Linked DNA regions of Homo sapiens: region 2 is linked to region 1. Evidence: read pairs that join two places in POLR2A ChIA-PET (ENCODE). Cell type or tissue: GM12878. All regions are shown on one strand. Each heading gives the region's core, and the rest is flanking DNA. Links, peaks and the distances in the headings are about the cores only.

Region 1 (8,117 bases), core at 1,293-6,292:
TGTGAGCCATCGCGCCTGACCTGGATCGAATGGAATTTAAATCCATATATTCTGTTCCAAAGATGAGAAGGACATTTCTTCTTAAATCTTGAGGGTGCTGTTTCATGTACATAAATTTAACCTCACAGCTTGGTGAGTTTCCAAAAAGATCAAAGACTTCTCAAAGCATCATATGAATTATTCACTAGTCCTAACATGGAGCTCTCTCCTGAGTTTTATTCTGGATGCCATTTAATCTTATAATAAAATAGATATATGAATCATTTGGTTGAGGCTGCTACTTAGCATATTAACTTGATGTATGGTCATTATAGAGGGGCTGGATTCAGATGTTTGAACTACAGCGAAAACCTTTCTGCAGGAAAGGCAGAGTTGACAGTTTCTTATTTTTCAAGTATGAGGCAAAGGAACATGAGCTATTTATAGACTCACTTCCGCAACAGACTGAACACAATAGAAGCCTGAAATCAAATGGTGACCAGATGTGCCCAGGCATCCCCCAAGTCTAGGTGTCAAAATTATAAAAGACAGAGCCCCTGGGGAATTGGTTTCAGGGCAGAAGCAGTGCACTTAAGCCCATAAGATCACCATCTGTATACAAATAGCCCCTTAAACAGCTGGTCCTCAGGAGTGGAAGAGGTAAACAACAGTGTGTTCAAACTCACTTTTCTTGCTTCTCTTCCTAGAAGTGGGGGATAATCCCTTTGTCAATAACTTTATTTCCCAATTCTTGTCTCTCTAGTTAGGCAGTTAGAAAAGATACAGCTGCGTTCTGGGGATATGCGCTGAATTGGTGTCCGAGGAAGATTAATGCAGCTTCCATGCAGTTGGTGGAGATCATGGTTCTGCTGAGATGAGAAGACATCTGACAGGGATGGAAACCCATAATTACTTTTCTTTCTTTACTGTTCCTCCCCTGTTAAACTAATTTCATCTTGTTTGTGGTGGTGTTGTGGCGATGTTTAAAGCACAAACATGTCGTGGTCTCTGGCTGGTATTGCTTTTCCTTTTCTCCCGCATCAGAGATTTTAAGAAAATACAAACAACTTCCTCTTTCCATAAACATCTGGAAACATTCCCATGGAGTTTAGATTCAATTTCAGGGTTTGGAAAAGTTGTACTTAATTTTGGAAAATGTTCAAACCAGCTTGCTTCAATGGGAAGGGAGAAAAGAAAATAGCACTTTTTGAGAACCTACAGTCTTCCAGGTACTGTATTGAGTACTTATCACCTTCACAACAACCCTGTAAAGTGGGTTAGTACTCTGTTTTACAGATGTGCTTACTGAGGTTCAGAGATGAAGCCCAGTTTTAGTCCATTCTACTGTCTCACCACATCCTGCTACCTTTGCACTCCTTCTCTGTGCTAACCTCTAATACTTGGAGTATGACATGAATTAGCTGACAATTGGAAAATATTGGACTGTTAAATCTTGCATTTACTATAGGAAAAGACCAAGAGTCATGAATATAGAACATGTGTTTTCAAGCCTCTCTATTGGCCCCTCTCTCTGAGATGTGCAGAACACCACCTATTTTTAGTTTTGTTTTTTGAAACAGGGTCGGACTCTGTTGCCCAGGCTGGAGTGCAGTGGTGTGATCTCAGGTCACTGCAACCTTCACCTCCTGGGCTCAAGCCACCTTCCCACCTCAGCCTCCCAAGTACCTGGGAACACAGGTGCGCACCACCACACCCAGCTAATTTTTGTATTTTTTTTTTTTTTTAAGATGGAGTTTTTCCAAGTTGCCTAGGCTGGTCTCAAACTCCTGGGCTCAGGTGGTCCTCCCACCTCAGCCTCCCAAAGTGCTGGGATTACAGGTGTAAGCCACTGCGCCCAGCCTATTTTTAGTTTTGTATCCAGAGTAAGTGCTTGTATACATGTACAGTCAGGGTGCTTTCTTCTGAATCCCCTGAGTAGACCTAACTGACCCAGCTACTCTCTAAGGCACAAAAAATAGCTCACCCATTATAGCAAATGGATGCTTCATTTCACTCATTCTGACCCAGAGGCTGGGTTTTGAAGTGTACTTCATTGATTGATTGATTGACAAGGTCTCACTCTGTCTCCCAGGCTGGAGTGCAGTGGCGTGATCATAGCTCACTGCAGCCTCTATCTCCCGGGCTCAAGTGATCCTACCACCTTAGCTTCCTGAGTAGCTGGGACTACAGGCATGTGCCACGTCCTCCACATGGAGGAGTCTAAAGTCTGTGCACAACCCTGTAACCATTGTGCTCTTTTTCCTTCCCAGCACAACCCTGCATTTTTCTGGTGCTTTTTTTTTTTTTTTTTTTTTTTTTTAAGATGGAGTCTCTCTCTGTCACCCAGGCTGGAGTACAGTGGTGCGATCTCAGTTCACTACAACCTTCGCCTCCTGGGTTCAAGCAATTCTCCTGCCTCATTCTCCTGAGTAGCTGGGACTACAGGCATGCACCACCATGCGCGGCTAATTTTTATATTTTTAGTAGAGATGGGGTTTCACCATGTTGGCCAGGCTGGTCTCAAACTCCTGACCTCAAGTGATCTGCCCACCTCACCCTCCCAAAGTGCTGGGATGACAGGTGTGAGCCACTGTGCCCACCCTCCTGATGCCTCTTTTTCTGAATAGATTCTTTCTCATCTGTGGAGTACCCTAGGAATTCCAGTTTCATATTAGAGAGGGAAAGAATAAATACAGGACCTCCAGACTGAATCTAGGAGAATCTTAATATATTATACACACACACACTTATACACACACACACACACACACACACACACACACACAAATATATATTTGAATATAATTAAATCCTATATTGTTTTACAGGTTTTTCCTAAATCCCACCTGCTTCCAAGTATTTATTTTCTAGCAAGTATTTATTTACCCCCCTCTGATCAGTATCTTCCACATAGAAGTACTTACACAGTAGGGAGGATGAATCTCTTAGGCATTTGTCAGCTCCGTTAGGATTTTTAGAGGTTTACTATGTTTTATTGAAAACCAGCCTCAAGTTCCTGATTGACTGTCCAGGTTTGTGTCAGTATATTTCTTAGTTGTCACTAACAAGTAATTGTGGAGCTGAGTGCTCACCCCCACCCCCCGCAGGTCTCTTTTCCATTATCTTATTTTTTGTTTTTTTGCATACACTTTGGTAAGTTGCTGAGACAACCTTGAGAAACACCTTTGTCCAGGGATATGGGCTAAGGCTGGAGTCAGGCTTTGTTTGCTTGGTTGAAGTGACTTGCTATGAAGGGCTGAGGTGTAAGAAGTGCCACAGACGAGTGTGGTTAGAGATCTTGTGACTCTGGCATGCAGCACTGCCCTTCTGCAAGCTAGTCTTTAGGATTGGAGGAGGGTAGTGTGGTTTGTGGGTAGTGTGGCTTGAGGGAAGACAGGACCCTGCCAGCCGGATGCGTGAGGTGGATGCTGTTCAGATGAACACATAACTAATCTCTTCAACCAGACCCTGGATTGCCAAGAATGATATGGGCTTCACCTGGGCTGGCTGAACCCAACAATGAAACCGGAATTGTCTCAGAGGCTCAGCTCCCTTGCTTCTCTTACATTAAGATTGGTCTCTAGAGACCCATTTAGACTAAACAGTATTAAAAACAGGAAATTTGCTCCTAGCAGCCTGATTGCAGGAAAAGTTTTTTCCACATAGGCAGGAATGAATGTTAAGAACAAAAACTCCATCCTCCAGGCTTGTTTTCTTATATAAAATTATTAGCAACCAAAAAAACTTGAAGCATCTTTGACATATTGGACTACCTCTCAGAGTGCTGACAGGACCCAATACCAAAAGGTGATAAAGAGCTCTTGTGAACACAATCAAAAATATGAAAACGGTGCTTTGTGGAAGATACTGACCTGGTAATGTTTATCTTGCCTGAAGATCAAATATGTGGAAATTAATGCAGAAAGGATTGGGGGAAACCTAAAGAACAGCTATAATTTAATTTTAGTCAACACTCATTTATTGTGACTATTCTGGATTCAGTCCATAGATTATGTATTCATGTATTCAGTCAGTGTTAACCGAGCATGCACTGTGCGTTGTTGCTGGGTGCCATGTCCCAGCTTCAGCCTTAGATGTGTGAGATCCTCTTTCCTCTTTGGTACCTCAGGGGCTTGCTAGGGTTTTCTTATGACAGTTCCGGGCATCCCTAGATCTAGAGACCAAACTCCTGGGACTGCTGCTCTTTTGAATGATTTTGCTGCTGAGGATAGTGGGGGGCGGGAAGGGGAATATATTGGAAGAAGAGAAAGGGGACAAAGAGAAAACTAAAAGCTAGAAAGGAAATGCTTTTTTTCTTCTGTGATGTCATTCTGCCCAAATAAGTCGAGTGTTGAAGAAGGCTTCTAAGCCCTCAGAACGTGACCCAAGTCCTCTCTCTAACCCTGGCTTCTATTCATAACCCTAATGTGGCTCAGTCAGTGTGTCATGAACACACTTCTGCAGAAGAGACGGTATGGTCAAAAGATTCTTTAGTAGATCTGTGTCATTTCTTTGCTTGTGAGGAAACAACTATTTTTAAAACTTTTTTTTTTTTTTTGAGATGGAGTCTTGCTCTGTCACCAGGCTGGGGTACAGTGGCACAATCTTGACTCACTGCAACCACTGCCTCCCAGGTTCAAGCAATTCTCCTGCTGCAGCCTCCTGAGTAGCTGGGACTACAGGCACGCGCCACCACGCCCAGCTAATTTTTGTGTTTTTAATAGAGATCGGGTTTCACCATGTTGGCCAGGCTAGTCTTGAACTCCTGACCTCGTGATCTGCCTGCCTTGGCCTCCCAAAGTGCTGGGATTACAGGTGTGAGCCACCGTGCCCAGCCCTGAAATTTTAATTTAAGTGAAGGTGACAGTGGTTTCTGGCTAACTAGTTAATCAGAAATGTATTTGAATAATGGCTGGGTGTGGTGGCTCATGCCTGCAATTCCAGCACTTTGGGAGGCTGAGGCGGATGGATCACTTGAGGTCAGGAGTTCCAGACCAGCCTGGCCCATATGGCAAAACCCTATCTCTACTAAAAATTCAAAAATTAGCTGAGCATGGTGGTGGGCTCCTGTAATCCCAGCTACTCGCGAGGCTGAGGCAGGAGAATCACTTGAACGCAGGAGGTGGAGGTTGCAGTAAGCTTAGATCACGGCACTGAACTCCAGCCTGGGCGACAGAACGAGACACTATCTCCAAGAAATAAAATAAAAAATAAAGAAATGTGTTTGAATAAGAGTCTCATTTTGTGATCATTTACGTAAAAGCAGCATAACCATTGCTTTATGATAGTCATTTTTGCTGCTCGCTGAATATTCATTGCCCTTCATCTTCTGCTGCTAGGATTTCACTTCCCAGCCCCACTTGGTTAGGTGGGGCCATGTGATTGGTTCTAGCCAGTGGGTTATTAGCAGAAATAATGTCTGAGCCTTTGATTGCTGGGATATGACCCTCTAAAGCCCTCTTTCCTTTCGGCAGCATGATCAGCAACATTGGAGATGGGTTGTTCTCTCAGTTGGGCCCTAGAGAAGCTGTAACAATCAGTGTCCCCTACTGACTCCTGTGTAGCATAAGCCAGAAATAAACTTCATTGTTTAAACCACTATTCTTTTGGGGTTTGCTGCAATAGCCAAACTTATACTTTCTTTTTCTTCTTCTTTTCTTTTTTTAAGACAGAGTCTCACTCTTGTCGCCCAGGCTGGAGTGCAGTGGCGCAATCTTGGCTCACTGCAACCTCCGCCGCCCGGGTTCAAGCTTCTCCTGCCTCAGCCTCCTGAGTAGCTGGGATTACAGGCACCCGCCACCACGCCCGACTTATTTTTGTACTTTTAGTAGAGACGGGGTTTCGCCATGTTGGCCAGGCTGGTCTTGAACTCCTGACCTCAGGTGATCCGCTTATCTCAGCCTCCCAAAGTGCTGGGATTACAGGCGTGAGCTACCGTGCCTGGCCCAAACTGATTCTTTCTTAACTGATAGATTACTCACTGTTGAGTTTGTTGAATGGCTTTAACTTTGATATAGTATCAGTCACAGTAAGAAAATGGGTCGAGGTGATCTGTATATGTACTTTCATTTTATTTTCAATGATAAATTATTTTAATGAATTTCCAAGGATTGAAAGTACCCAGGACTCTCTTAGTCTTGCTTTTTTCCCCCTTTTTCTATGGAAACCCACAAATCTATTCTATTTTTTGAAGTTGGCTCTAAAAAGGACTTTTGCCCTACAGCAGGGCTTGGCAAACTATGATCTGTGGGCCAAATCTTGCCACCACCTGTTTTAGAAAGTAAAGATTTTTTGAAATACAGCCATGTCCATTAGTTTATGTAATATTTGTGGATGATTTTGTATACTACAAAGATGGAGTTGAGTAGTTGTGACAGAAACATTATGATCCACAAAGCTGAAAATACTTGCTATCTGGCTCTTGATAGAAAAAGTTTGCCAGTGTCTGCCTTGTAGGATCCTTAATTATTAGGAATGGAAATGTTCCCAGAGGATTTGCCTCAATTGTTGGAGACATTCTCGTTCTTGGAAATTCCACCTGATGGAAGGAAAGCCTTCTTTTGGATCTTTAGTCCAGCATCACCTTTTAAATATACTATCCTTTAGACAGAGACACAGCTTACCCTTCTTGGGTTTTGCCTATGACTAGATAAAGACTCCCTCAACCTTGATAATCATGCCATCTTTTATACTGCCACCCTCATTGTCCTTGTCCAGGCCAGCTGCTGGGCAGACTGCTAACATGTCCACTTCTCATACAACTGCTCTTCAGTGTGTCTACTTTATGCTTGTTGCTGTTGGCTGTTAAACTTGCCATTGTATTAGGGCTTTTTCAGGATACAAGGACGAGGGGTGATTAGGTTATCTCACATTGTGGGTCATTAAGGCTATGTGGGGAAATAAACTGGAAACTGTCAGCAGTCACACAGCCAAGCCACATGACACTGGAATATTATTTATTACTGCTCAGAATTCAACAGTAACTATAAGAGACTAATGGTACCTCTCTCCTGTCAAGAACTCCCCAAAAGAGTTGATCAGTTAATCTTTGGCATACCCTTATTAACATTATTATGATTATTATTAGAGACAGGGTCTCACTCTGTCGTCCAGGCTGGAGTGCAGTGGCACAATCATGGCTCACTGCAGCCTCAATCTCCTGGGCTCAAGTGATCATCCTGTCTCAGGGCCTTAGCCTCCTGAAGTAGCTAGAACTACAAGCATGTTCCACCACACCTGGCTAATCTTTATATTTTTTGTAGAGACAGGGTCTCTCTATATTGCCCAAGCTGGTTTCAAACTCCTGGCCTCAAGTGATCCTCCAACCTTGGGCTCCCAAAATGGTGGCATTACAGGCCGGAGCCACCTCGCCTGGCCCCTTATTAGCATTCTTATTTGGGTCATCTGTGAGCTGACAGTGAGCACCTAAGAACATGAGTCTTAGGCTCATGCTAAAAATGCTTACCTTTGCTTGGAAATCGAGTCAGTGAGGCTCTGGAAAGAAGTGACATAAAACATGGTAAATTATGATAAAGGAATCATTTGTGGTTGTCTTTTTAGAAGAGGCTGTGGGAACGGCAAGAACTTAGAGTCTATTCCAATAAAGCTATCTTTTATCATTTCTCACAGGATTCTAATGAATCCATCTTTTTGTAGGGAGGAGGGAAGTGTTAGAGCTAGATGTCCATCTGTCTGTTAGGATAGCCTCATAAGGAATTTATCAGATCTCACATGCTACTCGGACAGTTGTCCATGGGAACATTCTTTAGCAAAAAGAAGCACTGACAGAAATAGCAAAATCCAGCAGGTTGCAGTGGCGCATGCCCATAATCCTATCAATTGGGAGGCCGAGGTGGGCGGATCACCTGAGGTCAGAAGTTTGAGACCAGCCTGGCCAACGTGGTGAAACCCCGTCTCTGCTAAAAGTACAAAAATTGGCAGGGTGTGGTTGCACATGCCTGTAATCCTAGCTACTCAGGAGGCTGAGGCAGGAGAATTGCTTGAACCTGGGAGGTGGAGGTTGCAGTCAGCCAAGATCCTGCCACTGCATTCCAGCCTGGGCAACAGAGCGAGACTATGTCTCAGAGGGGAAAAAAAAAAAAAAAAAAAAGAGCAACATCTGTATAAAGAAAAGAAAA
Region 2 (8,117 bases), core at 1,091-6,090, 180 kb before region 1:
CAGGGCCATCAAAAACTAAACCTTATCCTGGGGCCTAGCACATAACAGATGCTCAATAAAGGCTAGGTCAACAAATGAATTTATCTCTGGTTTAGGAAAGAATGAAGCCATATGGGCATTACAGCAAACCTCTTAGTTCACCTCACAGATGGGCCGCCCTCATGAAACCCTAAACCAGTGCCAAACCACACCAATGTCATACTCAACGGAATTTAAGTTCATTTTTCTTCATTTTTTTTAAAATATGTAATGCTTCATGAATTTGCGTGTCATCCTTGTGCAGGGACCATGCTAATCTTCTCTGTATCATTCCAATTTTAGTGTATGTGCTGTCAAAGTGAGCACTTAAGTTCATTTTTTATGATGTCATTCTTAAATTGAGACAGACTAGTTTAATACATGACTCATTATTTGGCCCCAAATCTTCAGACTTGGTTTAATTTAGTGGAGTTACATTTTGGTCCTGGAACATTTGAGTAGAAGCAGAGAGAATGGAGGATCTTGTTTCACTTACATCAGAAGATAACTGTGTTTGAGTAGTGGCTAATTCTGCTGCTTCCTCACAGAAGAAAATAGGAAAATCCCTGCCTGCTACTTCTTCCCACACATGCTCACACTGTTTTCAAGTGCATGGGAAGTAAGCCTTTTCTCCTCCAACCACTAACCTTTATGTTGAAGGTGACCACAGTGCCATTTGCCAGTCCCGCATAGAGGATTCGCCATCTACTGTGGAGGCAGAGGACCCGGTCTTCCAGCTGTAACTGCTCCACACACTCTCGGCTCTGATAAAAGCACACAACCTTTAATCAGCAGAGGGTACTGGCAAATGAGATGTCAAAAACAATTCCTCCAGAAAGCAGACTTTAAAATGACTCTTATGCGGAAGAAAGTGTGACATCCTCTATTTTGTAGGGGACTATCTTAGATCTGTTTCTCCTTTGAAATATGAGGCCTAAGACTTCCAAGCTGTAGGTAATATGAAAAATAAACATAAATTCTAGTAATGTTACCCATGTTTCTAACTTAGAATGTAGAAATTCTTCAAAGGGTACTATGAGTTAGGTCTTAGCCTCTTAAATTAAGAGGCCAAATATAAAAGACAAAGCTCTATTTTGACATCTAAAGAGGAAAATCAGGATTATAGTTATATATTTGATAAATGCACTAATCAAATATGTGGTTTTCCGCACATGATTCTCTATTTCAATAGCTCCCAAATGTCTCCTTCAAACTGGTGCCAGGTTAGCTGGGCTAAATTACTCAAGAGGCTTTTAAAATACATAGAACCCAAGCTCCAACCCCATCCCTGAGACTCTTAATTCAGTGGGCTCTAGAATCTGTGTTTTAAAAAATTTCCCTAGTAATTCAGATGCACATGCAGATTTAATACCCACTGTTTGATCTGACCTTCAAAAAACGATTTCTTTTTGAGACGGAGTCCTGCTCTGTCGCCCAGGCTGGAGTGCAGTGGTGCGATCTCGGCTCACTGCAAGCTCCACCTCCCCGGTTCACACCATTCTCCTGCCTCAGCCTCCCGAGTAGCTGGGACCACAGGCGCCCGCCACCACGCCCAGCTAATTTTTTGTATTTTTTTAGTAGAGACGGGGTTTCATCGTATTAGCCAGGATGGTCTCGATCTCCTGACCTCGTGATCTGCCCGCCTCGGCCTCCCTTACATGCATGAGCCACTGTGCCCGGCCAGAAAACGATTTCTACCAATTTCCTCCAACTAGATTGTACTAGCAAATCTCTTTATCTAGAACCAAGAATTGGGACAGGACATAGTAAATTCAAAATTTGTTGTTGAGGCCGGACACAGTGGCTCATGCCTGTAATCCTACACGTTGGGAAGCCGAGGCGGGTGAATCACGAGGTCAGGAGATTGAGACTATCCTGGCTAACACGGTGAAACCCTGTTTCTACTAAAACTACAAAAATTAGCTGGGCATGGTGGTGCGTGCTTGTAGTCCCAGCTACTTGGGAGGCTGAGGCAGGAGAACTGCTTGAACCACGGAGGCGGAGGTTGCAGTGAGCAGAGATCAGGTCACCACACTCCAGCCTGGGCGACACAGCGAGACCCCGTCTCAATTAAAAAAAAAAAAATTTGTTGTTGAATGATACTGAAGACCCAGGTGTAGCTTTTTAAGTGGGCTTGGCTGTAGATATTAAAATCAAGATGGTTACAATTGGGTAGGATGAGAAAAGCTGTGGCTTGTCAAATCCATTGGTCTCGTCTCCCAACCTTCTTTCATACCTAAAAGAGTCAGTCACTTAAATTATTCAATTTCTCCCCTGAAAAAATCACAAACATAAGTGCCATATATGAAATTGTAAGATACAGCAAAAGACAGTAAATATGCCTAAATATTAAGATTCATGTTGCTTCCCATTAATCCTATGAGATCTTTTGTAACTTTATAGGGGAAATTGAACATTACATAGCAATAAAAAAGGAACAAACTATTGGCACATGTACCAATACAGATGAATTTTCAAACATTATGGTGAGCTAAAGCTAGACATAAAAGAACACATGTGGTACAGTTATACTGATATGACAGCTAAGCACAGAGAAAAGTAATCTATGACAGGAGTCAAAATAGTGATTAGCTTTAGAAGAAGGTTATGCCCAGGGAGGCATTTGAGGGAAGCTTCAGGGCTATGAAATGGTCTACGTTTTGATCTTTGTGGTAGTTATACAAACAAATATCTGCAGAAAAATTCATCAAGCTGTATACTTAAAATCTGTGTGCTTTACTGTATGAAGTTATGTCTCAATGTTAAAAAATGGTTACAAAATCTTTTTCACTAGTGTACGGTCCTGCTATGCCAAAGACTACACGTTAGAACCCTTAATACTGAAAAGCCTTTTAAAAGAGTTTTTGCTAATATTGTGAGTAAAAATGGTATTCCTTGTACTTTGGTTTTAATTTGCATTTATTTGCAAGATTGTATTTTTTTCAGTTATTTGTTATTTCTTTTTAAGAGACTTGCTTGTTTTTTGTCAATGTATGTTTAGGGATTTACTTATGTATTTGTTTTTTGAAAGACAAGGTCTCGCTCTGCCTCCTGGCTAGAGTGCAGTGACGTGATTACTGCTCACTGCAGCCTTGACCTCCGAGGCTCAAGGAATCCTCCCACCTCAGCCTCCCGAGTAGCTGGAACTACAGGCGTGGGCCATCGCGCATGCCTAGTTAATTTTTAAATTTTTTTGGAGAGATGAGGTCTCGCCATGTTGCCTAGGCTGTTCTTGAACTCCTGGGCTCAAGCGATCCTCCCAACTTGGCCTCCTAAAGTGTTAAGATTATAGGCATGAACCACTGCACCTGGCTATAGGAATTTAAAGGTGTAAGCCCCTTACAACATATACCAAACCTGTTTGTCCTATCTTAAGTTACGGCTTTTCCCCCTGGTTTTATGTAAGACTATTTATTACCAAAATATGCTTACAATTTTTTTTTACAAGTTTGTATAATTTTTTACAGGTTTGTACAAGTCGCCTAGCTAGGCTTGAACTCCTGGCCTCAAATGATCCTCCCACCTCAACATCCCAAAGCACTAGAATTACAGGCATGAGCCACTGTGCCCAGCCTCTTTTTCTAGTTTCTTGGATTTTAAAGCTTTCTTCTTTTCTAATAGAAGCAATTAAAACCACGAATTTCCCTTTTAGCAGTGCTTTAGCTGCATCCTACAAATGATACGTTGCATTTTCATTTAGTTAGGTATTTTCTAATTTCCCTCGTGATTCCTTCTTTGAACCACAATAATTTAGAAGTATCTTATTTTCATCTCCCTATATTTGGGGATTTCTTAGATTTCTGTTACTGCTTTCTAATAAATGTCATTGTGGTTAGAGAACATACTTTGTATGATTTTGGTGCTTTTAAATTGATTGAAATTTATTTAATAGCCCAGCATGTGGTCCTGGTAAATGTTCTATGTGCACATTCTTGAAAAAAATGTGTATTCTGCAATTTTGAGTGGAATGTCCTATAAATGTTAATTGGATCTTGATCGTTAATGATGTTATACGGTTCTTTTTTTTTTTTTTTTTTCTTGAAATGAAGTTTTTCTCTGTTGCCCAGGCTGGAGTACAGTGGTGCAAATCTCAGCTCACTGCAACCTCCACCTCCCAGGTTCAAGTGATTCTCCTGCCTCAGCTTCCTGAGTAGCTGGGATTACAGGCACGTACCACCAGGCCCAGCTAATTTTTTTGTATTTTTATTTTTGTTTATTTATTTTTTGAGACGGAGTTTACTTATTTTTTCAGACGCACCACACCCAGCTAATTTTTGTATTTTTAGTAGAGATGGGTTTCACCATGTTTTTCAGGCTGGTCTCAAACTCCTGACCTCAGGTGATATGCCCACCTTGGCCTCCCAAAGTGCTGGGATTACAGGCATTAAGCCAACCACAGCCAGCCTAATTTTTTTGTATTTTTAGTAGAGATGTGGTTTCGCCATGTTGGCTAGGCTGGTCTCGAACTCCTGACCTCAAGTGATCCACCCGCCTCAGCCTCCCAAAGTGCTGGGATTACAGGCATGAGCCACCACACCCGGCCAGTGTTGTACAGTTCTTGTATATCCTTCATGGTTTTTTATTTAGTAGTCTATCAATTATTGAGAAAGGGTTGTTAATGTCCCCAACTATAACTGTGAATTTGTCTACTCCTTTCAGTTCTATCAGTTATTGTTTCACGTATTTTAGAGCTCTGTTATTAGGTACCTGTACTTATAATTGTTATATCTTTCGGGTGTGCTGACTCATCATTATGGGATATCCTCCTTTCTCCAGTAGTATTCCTTGTCTTTTTCATTTTTTAAAGGGACAGCGTCTCACTCTGTCACCCAGGCTGGAGTGCAGTGGCATTGTCATAGCTCACTATAACCTCAAATTCCTCAGCTCAAATGATCCTCCCACCTCAGCCTCCCAAGTAGCTAGGACTACAGGTACATATAACCACGCTTGCCTCATTTTTTTATTTTTTGTGGAGACGGGATCTCATTATGTTACCGAGGCTGGTCTGGAACTTACAGTCTCAAGTGATCCTCCCACCTCAGCCTCCCAAAGTGGGATACAGGCATGAGCCGCAGTGCCCAGTCACGTGTCTTAAAGTCTGCTTGCTCAATATTAACATAACCACTCCAGCTCTGTTACTATTTGCATAGTATATCTATTTCCATTCTTATTCTTTTACTTTCAACCTATTTTGTCTTTACATTTAAAGTATGTCTCTTTGCCTGGGCATGGTGGTGCATGCCTGTAATCCCAGCACTGTGGGAGACCAAAGCAGGAGGACTGCTTGTGCCCAGGAGCTTTAGAATAGCCTAGGCAACATAGCAAGACCGTATTTCTAAAAAAAAAAAAAAAAAAAAAATTTAATTGGCAAACCATAGTGACATGTGCCTGTAATCCCAATTTACTCGGGAGGCTGAGGCGGAAGGATCACTTGAGCCCAGGAGTTCGAGGCTGCAATGAGTTATGATCACGCCACTGCACCCTAGCCAGGGTGACAGGCCAAGACCTTGTCTCAAAAATAAAAGTGTGTCTCTTGTAGACAACAAAGATTTTGATGTTACTTTTGTATCCAGCCAATTTCTGTCTTTTGATTTTAGTGTCAGTTCACTCACATTTCATATAATTATTAAATATGGGTAAATTTAGGTCTCCAATTTGCTATTTGCTTTCTATTTGTCTCATTTTTATTCCTCTATTTCTCCTTCTACCTTCTCTTGTATTAAGTATATTTTTATTTATTTATTTATTTTTTTGAGACGGAGTCTTGCTCTGTCGCCCAGGCTGGAGTGCAGTGGCGCAATCTCGGCTCACTGCAAGCTCCGCCTCCCGGCTTCACACCATTCTCCTGCCTCAGCCTCCCGAGTAGCTGGGACTACAGGCGCCTGCCACCACGCCTGGCTAATTTTTCGTATTTTTAGTAGAGACGGGGTTTCACCGTGTTAGCCAGGGTGGTCCCGATCTCCTGACCTCGTGATCCGCCCACCTCGGCCTCCCAAAGTGCTGGGATTACAGGCGTGAGCCACCGCGCCCAGCCTTAAGTATATTTTTAGCTCACCATTTTAATTCCTCAATTGACTTTCTAAGCTCAATTTCTTTGCATTGTTCTTTTTTTTTTCTTTTCTTTTTTTTTTGGACAGAGTCTTGCTCTGTCGCCCAGGCTGGAGTGCAGTGGCATGATCTTGGCTCACTGAAATCTCTGCCTCCTGGGTTCAAGTGATTCTCCAGCCTCAGCCTCCCGAGTAGCTGGGATTACAGGTGTGCGTCACCACACCCGACTAATTTTCATATTTTTAGTAGAGACAGGGTTTCACCAGGTTGGCCAGGCTGGTCTCACACTCCTGACCTCATGATCCTCTTTGCATTATTCTTTTAGTAATTACTCTAGGGCAGTATTTCTCAAAGTGCGGTCCCCAAACCATCTGCATCAGTATCACCTAATAACTTATTAGAAATGTAAATTCTTTTTGTTTGTTTTGGTTAATTTTTATGCTTTTTTGAGGCAGGTTCTTGTTCTGTCACCCAGGCTGTAGTGAAGTGACACAAGCACAGCTCACTATAACCTTGAATTCCTGGGCTCAAGTGATCCTCCCACCTCAGCCTCCCAAACAGCTAGGACTATAGGTGTGCATCACCACACCCAGCTGATTTTTATTTTTTATAGAGACAGGGTCTTGCTATGTTGCCCAGGTTGGTCTTGAGCTCCTGGCCTCAAGCAATCCTCCTGCTCTGGCCTCCCAAAGTGCTGGGATTACAGACATGAACCATAGTACCTCGCCTAGAAATGTAAATTTGGGAGCTTGATCACAAGCCTACTGGATCAGAAACTCTGGCAAGGGCTGCATGTGGTGGCTCACGCCTGTAATCTCAGCACTTTGGGAGGCCAAGGTGGGAGGACTGCCTGACCTCAGGAGTTCAAAACCAGCCTGAGCAACATGGTGAGACCCTGTACCTTAAAAAACAAAAAACAAACAAACAAAAAAAACACCTCTGGGAGTGGGGACCAGTAATATGTGTTTTAACAAGCTGTCCAGGTCACTGTGATGCACACTAAAGTTGTGAGCCAGTGCCTCTAGGGATTATATTTTTAAAATTATAACAAGCTAGTTCAAATTAATACTTATTCCCAGTAAAATATAAGATCCTTGTCCTAGCACAGCTCCATTCCCTCCCCCTTCTTTATGTTCCTGTTATCACATATATTCCACCTATGTTATAAACTTAATGATAGTCATAAATTCTGCTTCACATACCTCCATCTTTTAAAGAAATTAAAAACATATTGTATATAATTTTAAATGTAATTTTCTCATGTCTTTCAGTGCATTTAGGTTTAAAAAACTCTCAGAGGAGATGTCCATTTCTAATTCTGCAGATTTAAAAAGTTTATACATTTTGCTCTTTTTTTTTTTTTTTTTTTCCTGAGACGGAGCTTCGCTCTTGTTGCCAAGGCTGGAGTGCAGTGGCACAATCTCGGCTCACTGCAACCTCCACCTCCTGGGTTCAAGTGATTCTCCTGCCTCAGCCTCCCAAGTAGCTGCAATTACAGGCATGCACCACCATGCCTGGCTAATTTTGTATTTTTAGTAGAGACAGGGTTTCTCCATGTTGGTCAGGCTGGTCTCAAACTCCCAACCTCAGGTGAATCCACCCGCCTCTGCCTCCCAAAGTGCTGGGATTAGAGGCGTGAGCCACTGAGCCCGGCCTACATTTTTCTCTTTATTCTATCTAGGATTAGTTTTGACATATGATATGCATAACATTTATGGCAAAGACCAAGGAAGGTATATTATTAATAGTAGGAAGTGAAAAAATACTGGTGGAGAGAGACAGAAAATATGGTTTATGTGTAAGTCTCATATCTACCTAGGGCTACAACAATGTGCTAAACATTGTTTAGAAGCAAAAAGGAGATGGTGGGTAGAATGAAGCGTCTGCCACAGTGTCTCCACTCCACACAGTAAATACAAAGGCGACTCAATATGAACCACTTTGGATTTCTCTGGACCCACCTACCTTAACATTATAGCAGCGGATGGTATGGTCACTGGACCCGGTGTAAAGGGCAGCATTCTTCCCGGAGGTCTGAGTAACCAGGAGGC

Evidence for each region. ChIA-PET counts read pairs that join two places held together with the same protein. Peaks named below come from ENCODE experiments on the same cell type or tissue, not always from the same donor. Only the 100,000 strongest peaks of a DNase experiment are listed, where the experiment ranks them.
Region 2: POLR2A ChIA-PET joins it to region 1 with 5 read pairs; 4 of 35 experiments call an interaction of 5 or more read pairs at or near these places.

Annotation. Positions count from the first base shown.
Region 1 is chr15:42,604,922-42,613,038 of GRCh38, forward strand. All of the region lies in intron 3 of STARD9 (StAR related lipid transfer domain containing 9), which reads left to right. Among named protein-coding and RNA genes, the nearest start is that of STARD9, 33 kb to the left of the region's middle. RefSeq lists an enhancer at 4,122-4,391. In GM12878, for the core only: no CTCF peak of the experiment used is centred there; a DNase peak (open chromatin) is centred at 3,340; H3K4me3 peaks cover 218 bases; H3K27ac peaks cover 1,211 bases.
Region 2 is chr15:42,427,353-42,435,469 of GRCh38, forward strand. ZNF106 (zinc finger protein 106) reads right to left here. Exons shown (of 22, transcript NM_001366845.3): 14 at 8,032-8,117; 15 at 666-782. It also overlaps the pseudogene RNU6-188P. Among named protein-coding and RNA genes, the nearest start is that of ZNF106, 60 kb to the right of the region's middle. In GM12878, for the core only: no CTCF peak of the experiment used is centred there; no DNase peak of the experiment used is centred there.